Regions from separate parts of the Homo sapiens genome. Here region 2 is linked to region 1. Evidence: chromatin contacts called from ENCODE Hi-C or POLR2A ChIA-PET data. All regions are on one chromosome and are shown on one strand. The core of a region is the stretch at or near the end of the contact, and the rest is flanking DNA. Distances in the headings are between cores, read along the strand shown.

Region 1 (4,284 bases), core at 800-3,299:
CCTCAATTTAATGTAGATAAAGGATAACAACTTGTAGACAATAACAAGTTTAAATGTAGAAGGCAATAACACATTATTTTATATTTTTGTATGGTTGTTTTATTATACCTCTTTTGCCACATTACACTTGGGTAATACATTTTGGTTGTTGATGTTCCAATGTTGCATAATATATCAGGTTTCAAAATCTTTTTAGCAATATTATTTCATTTGATCATAGTTACAACCTTGTGAGGTAGGCAGATAGGAGACTATTATTCAAGTTATACAGTATGAAAACTGAAGCATTGTATTCCCAGTGCAGCGTGGCTGCTAAGAAGTTGAGTGGTTACTGGAATCCATGTCTGTTGAATTCCCAGATCAATGTTCATGTCACTGTTCCACACTGCTTCTTGTAAATCCAATGATACCCATTTTCATACAAGCATAGGTTTGCTTATCACCTATCTCTCCTACAGCTTTCAGAGATCCTGTGCAGGTCACTTTTGACAGGTGAATAATGAAAAGGTCTAGTATATTGGAAACCACAATGTGACCTAAAAGAAGAAAAGTGTTGCAAGTACAAGGACATTCATAATATTTTGCAATAGCAAAAATTTAGAAAATAACCCATCAACAAGAAAACAGATTAATAATGAAGCATTTATACAATGAAATACACAGCAGTGAAAACAAATAACCTCTAGCTAAATACAACAGCATGAATGAATCATGAATCACACACAGTTTGAAAGAAGTCAATATCAGAAGGATACATATAGTATAATGCTTGTACAAACTATAGAAATATGCAAAACAATAAGTTTACATATATGTGTAGTGAAAGTATTAAGAAATGCATGGAAATAGTAGTCACCAAATTCAGACCACTAGTTGCCTCTAGAGAGCAGAATGTGATCAAAGAGGACTAAGTAGGGACTTAAACTTGTATCAATATTGTTTTCATTCTTAATCTGTAGTCAATATGTGGGGGTTTGTAATATTTTTATTTACACATTTGTGTTTGTCTTAAATATTTTACAATACCTTTTTTTTTTTTTTTTTTTTTTGAGATGGAGTCTCACTCTGTGGTCCAGGCTGGAGTGCAGTGGCGCAATTTCAGCTCATTGCAACCTCCGCCTCCCGGGTTCCAATTCTCTTGCCTCAGCGTCCCGAGTAGCTAGGACTACAGATGTGTGCCACCATGCCCAGCTAATTTTTGTATTTTTAGTAGAGATGGGGTTTCACTGCTGGCCAGGCTGGTCTTGAACTCCTGACCTTGTGATGACCTTGTGATCTGCCTGCCTCAGCCTCCCAAAGCGCTGGGATTACAGGCGTGAACCACTGCCTTTGTCTACAATACCTTTTTAAAAAGAAAATGACAAAGGCAACCATTCATTCTGCAAACATTGACTAAAGGCAAGCAACATGCCAGACATTGTGACTGGGTGTTGAAATGTTGCAGTGAACCCTCTGATGCACTGGAGAAGATGGAAGAAGTGTGTTTAGTACTAGAAAGCATAGGGAGCTGTGGAAGTGTGTGCCAAGGAGTCCTAATGTAGTTCAGGTGACTTAGGAAAGCCTCCAAGAGACAATGAAGCTTAAGCTGAGACTGGAGAACGAAAAGTTGTACTTATCAGCAAAGAAAGGAACAGTTCAGATTGATCCCATTCAAAATTTCCGTGTCTGAAACTAAACATTAGCGCAAGGAAGGCAGAAAGGACAAGCCAGATCACACACCACAGGATCTCCTGTCCATTCCTTGCTAACATTTAGACTTCATTATGCACTGCCTGTAGCTCACATGGTGCCACATGCCAGCAAGTACCAAGTAGGGTGGGAAGGGGAGTGAAGGGAAGTGGGTATTCAAAAACATTTCAGTGACTTCACATTCTCCTGAGATCCAGAACAGTTCCCATATTCTCTCCTAATACAGAAGCAATTTCAGACACTGAGCATAGGGAGGCAGGGTATGAGTGTGAGCTGGCTGAGCCTTTCCCTCCCATTCCTGTGAAGGAATTACTCTGGCAGATTTCCACATTGTAGGTATTTTACCATTTGTCATAGGCAAGTTACACAACTCAGTTAGTGATTAAATTACCAACAGAGCTGCTATTTGAGTAAGGAAGGTTCAAGGTTGTTTCTTGCTCCTGCACTTTGTTTTAAATGCAATTGGATTAATTCTTTCTTAACCTCCTTGTTTAGAGGAAGAAAACAAAAATCCTGTCTGGTCTCCAATAGATAGGGTAAAAAGCGGCATTTTAACTAACTCATCAACCACTAGGATCCCTGTGTCTAACCTTGGTCCTTTGTTTAGATTTATAAAGTATGAGATCATTGTCAGTTTCATTTATCTCTGTTATTAAATGTACTGGGCCTCCTTCAAATGACATTATATCTCCTTATCTGATTCAAATAAATGTCTTACTCATGGCTAGAATGTAGATGGTGAAATCTCATTGTTAACTCAATAATTGAAATAATCTCATTGTTTTGCTTTCCTAATAGAATCTTAAATTGATTGCTCATGCCTGGAATTTCACTTAGTTTCACCAAACTTTTCTTAAAACTGCTGCTCTTATGCATTCTTTTTGTCTCAATGTTTCTACAAGGATGGAGCATTCTTGCTCTAAAGATAAATGCTTTTAACTAGCATTTCTCTTGGTCTGTTTATCTTATAAAAAATAAAAGTAATCACTCAATATTTGTGTTTGTTTCTATTAGTTATGATTAAATATACTGGTGGTATAGTTGCTAAAGGCACAGGCTGTAAAATAAGCACTAGGTTTGGATCCAAGCTCTGTGACCTTATAGTGACTTAACCACTGTTTTCTCATTTATACAATTGAGATAATAATGGCTATCCCATAAGAGTGTTGTGGGAATTCATAGAGATTATTTTGGGTATGTTACCTAAGCTGGGTGGCTCGTAGTAACCATTCAGATTTTAGCAAATAAAATACTGTACTCTGTATTCAGCTTGACTAGAAATGTGGTTTATCACTTAAAGGTTTGAATTGACCTTCTGAATTGTGACTCGTGAAAGGGATTTTCTTCCTGTCTTATACCATTCTGTACTTAGAGTGTTTGCATCTGAATCGTTAGTATTCCCTATCTTATGTATATAAACTATCCTCTAAATTAATTTTGTTTGATTTGGTTTTATTTTCCTGGTGATTTTCCCAGCTGCCCCAACTGCGACTCTTGGTATAGAAGAGGCAGTAGACTGCACTTCACCTTCTTCAGGTGAATGTCCCAAACAGAGCATTTGAGGTCCCCAGCTACAGCAGTCAGTGCTGCCTGGTAACTAAAAGCAGCAGCCTGCATGGCTGGAGGGAGTCAAGATAATGGAATTGGATTGTCACCCACAGTCAGCCTGAAACAACCATGGCTACCACCCCAAGTCCCATGCACTTTCTTGCATTTGGGGCTCTACACATACCCTTCCCTCTGCCTGGAACAATCTTTCCTACACTTCCCCCTTAATAAGATAATTACTACTCATTTATCAAGTCTCAACTTATATGTCATCTCTCTAAGAATTTATTCTCTGACCCACAGACTTAGTGGGAATCTCTATCATGTACCCCCACGACATTCTCAAATTATCCCTATTATGTGCAAGCAGTCCTTGTGCTATGGATTGAATGTGTCCCCCAAAGTTCATGTGTTGGAAACTTAATCTCGTATGTGACAGTGCTGGCAAGTGGGACCTAATGGGAGGTGATTAGGTCATGATCATTATCACTGGAGCAGGTTAGTTATCATGGGAGAGAGTCTGTTATAAAAACAAGTTGAGCTCCTTCTTGCTCTCTTGTGCTCACCCTCTCTTGCCCATCTGCCTTCTACATAAGATAATGTAGCACAAAGGCCCTTGTCAGATGCTGGGACCATGTTCTTGGACTTCCCACCCTCCAGAACCATCAGCCAAGTAAATGTCTCTTCATTATGAATTACTCTGTCTGTGGCATTCTGTTATGGCAGCATAAAACAGAGTAAAACACTTTGCTTTACACAGTTCCACTATGCATGAACTTCAATGACCACAATTTAGTTAAATAGCACCAGCCCTTCAACAACACAGTTCAAATTTCAGTAACCATGATATATGAACTATAAACTGTGAGCTGCTTGCTCTTTGGTCCACAAATCACTTCTTAACAGATTCACATCATGATCAGTAACCAATCACATCACTTCTTCCAAACCGATCACATCACTTCTTCCACTGTGCATTTGTTATTCAGTTGACACACAAAGAGCAAATCAAGTGGTTGTGTTGCTTCCTTGTCTCCCAGTAATAAA
Region 2 (4,284 bases), core at 1,152-3,651, 88 kb before region 1:
TTTGTACTTTATGTCTGTCAGGTATGAGGCACTGCTAGGAATGGGGGGATTCATCAATGATTCAAATAAGCATAGTTCCTGCCCTCAAGAAGCTTATAATTTTGTAGAGGAAATAGACAATAAACACCCAACTCCTCATTAATTACCACTGTGAAAGGAGTTACAGAAGAAACGTCAGAGTACAGTGAGCAGAGAGAGGCCAGCCACACTTGGTCAGTGAGATAAGAATGCCTCTTGCCCTCCACTGGTGAGCATCTCACTGAGTGCAGGGAGGCTGTAGAGATTGGACCCCGAGCATGTGTTTGATCCATTGGCTAGAGAAGAAACTTCTTTTGATCAAATCCTGCCACCCCACACCAGCTGTGTGACCTTGGGCAAGTTATAGCACCTCTAAGCGCCTTCATTTTCACATCGGTAAAATGTGTATAATAGTAACACCCATCTCATTAATGTATTGTGAGGATTAAAGAGAAAATAATTGTATGGCAATTTGAACTGTGCCTAGAAGGTAGTCCACACTAAATAAGTATTAACTACTATCATTATTAGAAGTAATATAATAATATTGTCTTAAAACCAGAGATCTGAATCTAATAAAAATTAAGAAAATATTAAATAGAATAAAACTATGCATATAATAAATACTAAATAGAATAAAATTGGAAAGATAGTAAAGAGGATATCAATACGTGGAAATACTCCAGGCTGATAACCAAGATGAATTTCATACCAGATTGCTAATGTGTCTGCCCATTCACCTACAAGATCTGCTGAAACGGCTCTCCTAAAAATGTCCCCATATCTCTTCATGGTCATCCTGAGTTGGAATTCCCAGAGTCAGAGAGACAAGAGTCTATTTTGGCTTTTCCCTGAAACTTAATCGAGTGTAGCTGGTGTTTTAGACATTGTATCCTGATATTTTAGCTCTTATTGAAGTTATTTAGGGTTTTTAGGAAGGGTCTTGGATTCTCCTCTTTTGCTAATTTTTGATGTATTATTATTAAATGATTGTAACCATCATTAGAATTCTATGTATTTATGTGTAAATTTAAAATATTTGTAACTTTAGTATTTAGAACTACTTTAAAACAAAACCATGTACAAGCCTATCCATATTCTTTCAGTTTCATTGTGGCTGGATACTATGTTGCCTTGAATTTTACCTGTTACTTGCCCAGCTTCTGGATTTCCAGTATCAGAACATTAGAGGTTCATATTTTCCATACAAAAATAGAAAAAGTCATAATGGCGTGAAAGTCCCTGGGAGATTCACCCTTTCTTCTAGTGTGGTGTCTCAGCAAGTTCCCAGGCATATCACAGGATGGGAAGGATGGGGAAATACTCACCTAGGGCACTTACAAGGAGATAAGAATGGGAGGGCAGAGGGAGTTGGTCACCACGCTTGAACAAAGGGAGAAAAATATGTACACCTCTCATGAGTCATCAGTGAAAGTATCCAGCATGCTCAGGGGGCCTCCTGAACTTTGAAACTTGGATTTAATCCAGACATGAAATATGGAAAGTCACTCTTTATGCAATGCTTTCATCACCACCTCCGTTTTGCCTCTCTTTCATCTCAGTTAAGAGATACAAGACAGGTTCTTGTAATGACTGCCTGTGATTGCCATGCTAACAAAACTATTTACATGGAAATTAGGAATCCCATGTAGAATTCCAGAATCAAAGGTCCTGTGGATATGGTAATCAAGAAAATGTCTTTATATCCACATTATTGTGCCCATATGGTTATGATGCCATCTGGGTGCTAATTCTAATGCTATTCTTTCATGAGATGTTTAATAGTGCTCAATATTATTGACTGTTTAGTAGGCAGTAGAATTAGAGTTCCAATTATATGAGGTCATAGCACTGGCTACATGAGTGACCAGAAAGATGACTTACAGGGATTCCAGAAAACACACACACACACACACACACACACACACACACGCGTACACATGCACGTACACATACATGTATGCACTCATCAGGTAACTCTTTAAAAATTACTTAAATTCCTGATGAAGAGGCTACCACTTCTAAACTAATAAATGTCATGTGGACAGATATCTCCTTAGTAGCTGGGCTCATGCCATCCCTGCCCAGAAAAGGGGGCTAGAATCCCACAGAAAAAGCAGAAGATTATGCCCTCTTAGGAACTATAGTCCATCCTCCCAAGGTTTTTTTCCCCTTTAAGCAAATCCTCCTCACAAAAGAAAGATATGTTTATTTGTATTTTCAGTTAAGTTGACTATTTATTCACATTTCCTGCTGATGAGTCATTTATGCAGTTTACTGAAAAAAATAAATTGGTCACTAAAGCACTGCAAAATTAGGGTTCAAAGACGCAAAACTGACGTAAGCATCAAATAGGTACAGGTTAAGAATTTAATCAGCAAATAGATCAGTCAGCACGCTAGGACAGTACTCACACAAAGACTGGGTTTTGTTTAATTCTTTTCCAAGGGATCAGCACAGCCAGCCTGTCTGGAGCACCTCTGTTGGTTTTGCTCATCAGATACTTGTAAACAGAGCAAACACAGATATTTGATCAAGAAACCAAACCCCACATGCCTGGAATCAAGTGTGAGAAAATATCTTGGGCTTACTCCCATGATGCCTGTGTAAAAGTCGCACCGTTTGTCTGTAAATAAAAGGCCTGAGTTTAGCAGAAGATCATAGGAAAATGCAGCAAATGCACCATGTTTACAATGTGCAAAGGCAGAGAGAAGCATCAGTTCTCAGCATGAGATTGTTGGTTATGCCTGTGGGGGAGCAGATGGGAGATCACTATTGATCTCTAAAGTAGCTGGGTCAGCCAGACATGTTGGCTCATGCCTGTAATCCCAATAATTCAGGAGGCCAAGGTGAGAGGACTGCTTGATCCCAGGAGTTCAAGATTACAGTCAGCTGTGATTGCACCACTGCACTCCAGCCTGGGCAACAAAGCGAAATGTGGTCTTTTTTAAAATAAACAAATAAAATGTAAAAGTGGCTGGGCCTGTGCTCCATATACAGACTCATTTGCCCTCTTCTCAAGAACTCATCTGCTTTTAAAACTGGAGGATGATTGTTATTTTTATTTCTTCTTCTGGATACATTTTTAACCAACGTTAGAAAAATCAACCAGAGAGACAAATATCCATATACATACAGTAGCTTCACTAAAATATCTAGGATGGTCGAAACTGTCACCAAGGAGCCTTAGAAATGGATATTAATAACATGTACTTACCATGTGCTAGGCACCACATATATTACCTGTGTTAATTAATCCTCAGAACCATGGAAGAGTTACCATTATTATTCTCAACTCATGGATGAAGAAAATGAGACATAGCTTTGCCAACATTCACAGCAAATAAAGGGTGGCCCATCTTGACTCCAAGTTCAAGGTCTTAGCCACTACTTTGCTGACGCCCATTGAAGATGAATCAAGCACACCTGCACCATATCCAGCTGGTTGTATTATATCCAGTCCTTCTTATTTTGCAAAGAACCAATTCTCCAAATTAAAAGTCTCTTAATATCACCCTAAATCTACAATCCATAAAACACACCTTTGATTTGTCATATACATTTTCTTTAATGAACAAAGACAAAACTTTGAAATTTTGTTCAATTGTTTGAAACAATGACCTCCACATGTTGCCTAACCTAACAGATGAAGTGAAACAATCATTTTATAGCTCCAGTTCTTTATCTGCTATTACAGCCTCCAGCGTTTAACAAACTGTCACAATGTAAATCCCACAAGGTTCTCTAGAGCTCACACAGTTCTGTGTCCACCAAGCACTGAGCCATGTTTATTGTATATGTTCACGCTTGTATCAGGTGCTGCAGGTGTGTTGGCTCCCCTAAAGGGAACAGACATTCCGGCTCCGTTCTTTTTCTCCTTTTACAAAAACTATTTTCAACTACCCCCTCCATCCACCTGCCCCTACAACCTCATTCTTCTCAAATTTGCATGCTTCAACAAGTGCGATACTGTTGAACTGCAGTAAAAGTTTCACTGTTTCCCAAGGCAGGTGGTGCCTATAACTTCACCAAGGCCTGAGAAAAAAAGGATCGCTTTAAAAGTCAGGCGCTGGGTTGTCTCCCTTTCCTTGTTGTCTGCTTGGGCATTCCCTGGTACCCCACTGTCTATAAAGGATGACTAGTGCTGAAAGATAGGAGAATGACCCACATTAGCCTTTATTTTCTAAAGCTAAGTTTAAAGTACTTGCAATAGATAATCAAAAGAACTGGGAATTTAACTCTGAGCATAGCAATTTTCACCTGATT

Evidence for each region. Hi-C counts contacts between places; a loop is a spot of excess contacts on that map. ChIA-PET counts read pairs that join two places held with the same protein, here RNA polymerase II (POLR2A). Pooled maps may share reads with other maps.
Region 2: a loop to region 1 is called in a map of PC-9, with 7 times the contacts of the local background. The contact joins two enhancer-like sites. A Hi-C loop is called at or near these places in 4 of 168 maps with a recorded cell type or tissue (Calu3, HepG2 and PC-9), 8 of 37 single-sample maps with no recorded cell type and 9 of 50 pooled maps. POLR2A ChIA-PET finds 5 or more read pairs at or near these places in 5 of 52 experiments (A549, HepG2, MCF 10A and 2 more).

Annotation. Positions count from the first base shown.
Region 1 is chr5:143,505,141-143,509,424 of GRCh38, reverse strand. No RefSeq gene overlaps it. Among named protein-coding and RNA genes, the nearest start is that of NR3C1, 100 kb to the right of the region's middle. RefSeq lists an enhancer at 1,907-2,201. Within about 2 kb of position 2,049, at least 7 of the 41 ENCODE cell types and tissues checked have a DNase peak (open chromatin) inside an H3K27ac peak, as active enhancers do; they include PC-3 and PC-9, where a contact is called at or near this core.
Region 2 is chr5:143,593,593-143,597,876 of GRCh38, reverse strand. The region is part of intron 3 of LOC105378209 (a long non-coding RNA gene); the gene reads right to left. Among named protein-coding and RNA genes, the nearest start is that of MIR5197, 84 kb to the left of the region's middle. RefSeq lists a cis regulatory region at 1,479-1,492 and enhancers at 1,414-1,558, 1,379-1,673, 1,437-2,636. Within about 2 kb of position 2,401, at least 9 of the 41 ENCODE cell types and tissues checked have a DNase peak (open chromatin) inside an H3K27ac peak, as active enhancers do; they include PC-3 and PC-9, where a contact is called at or near this core.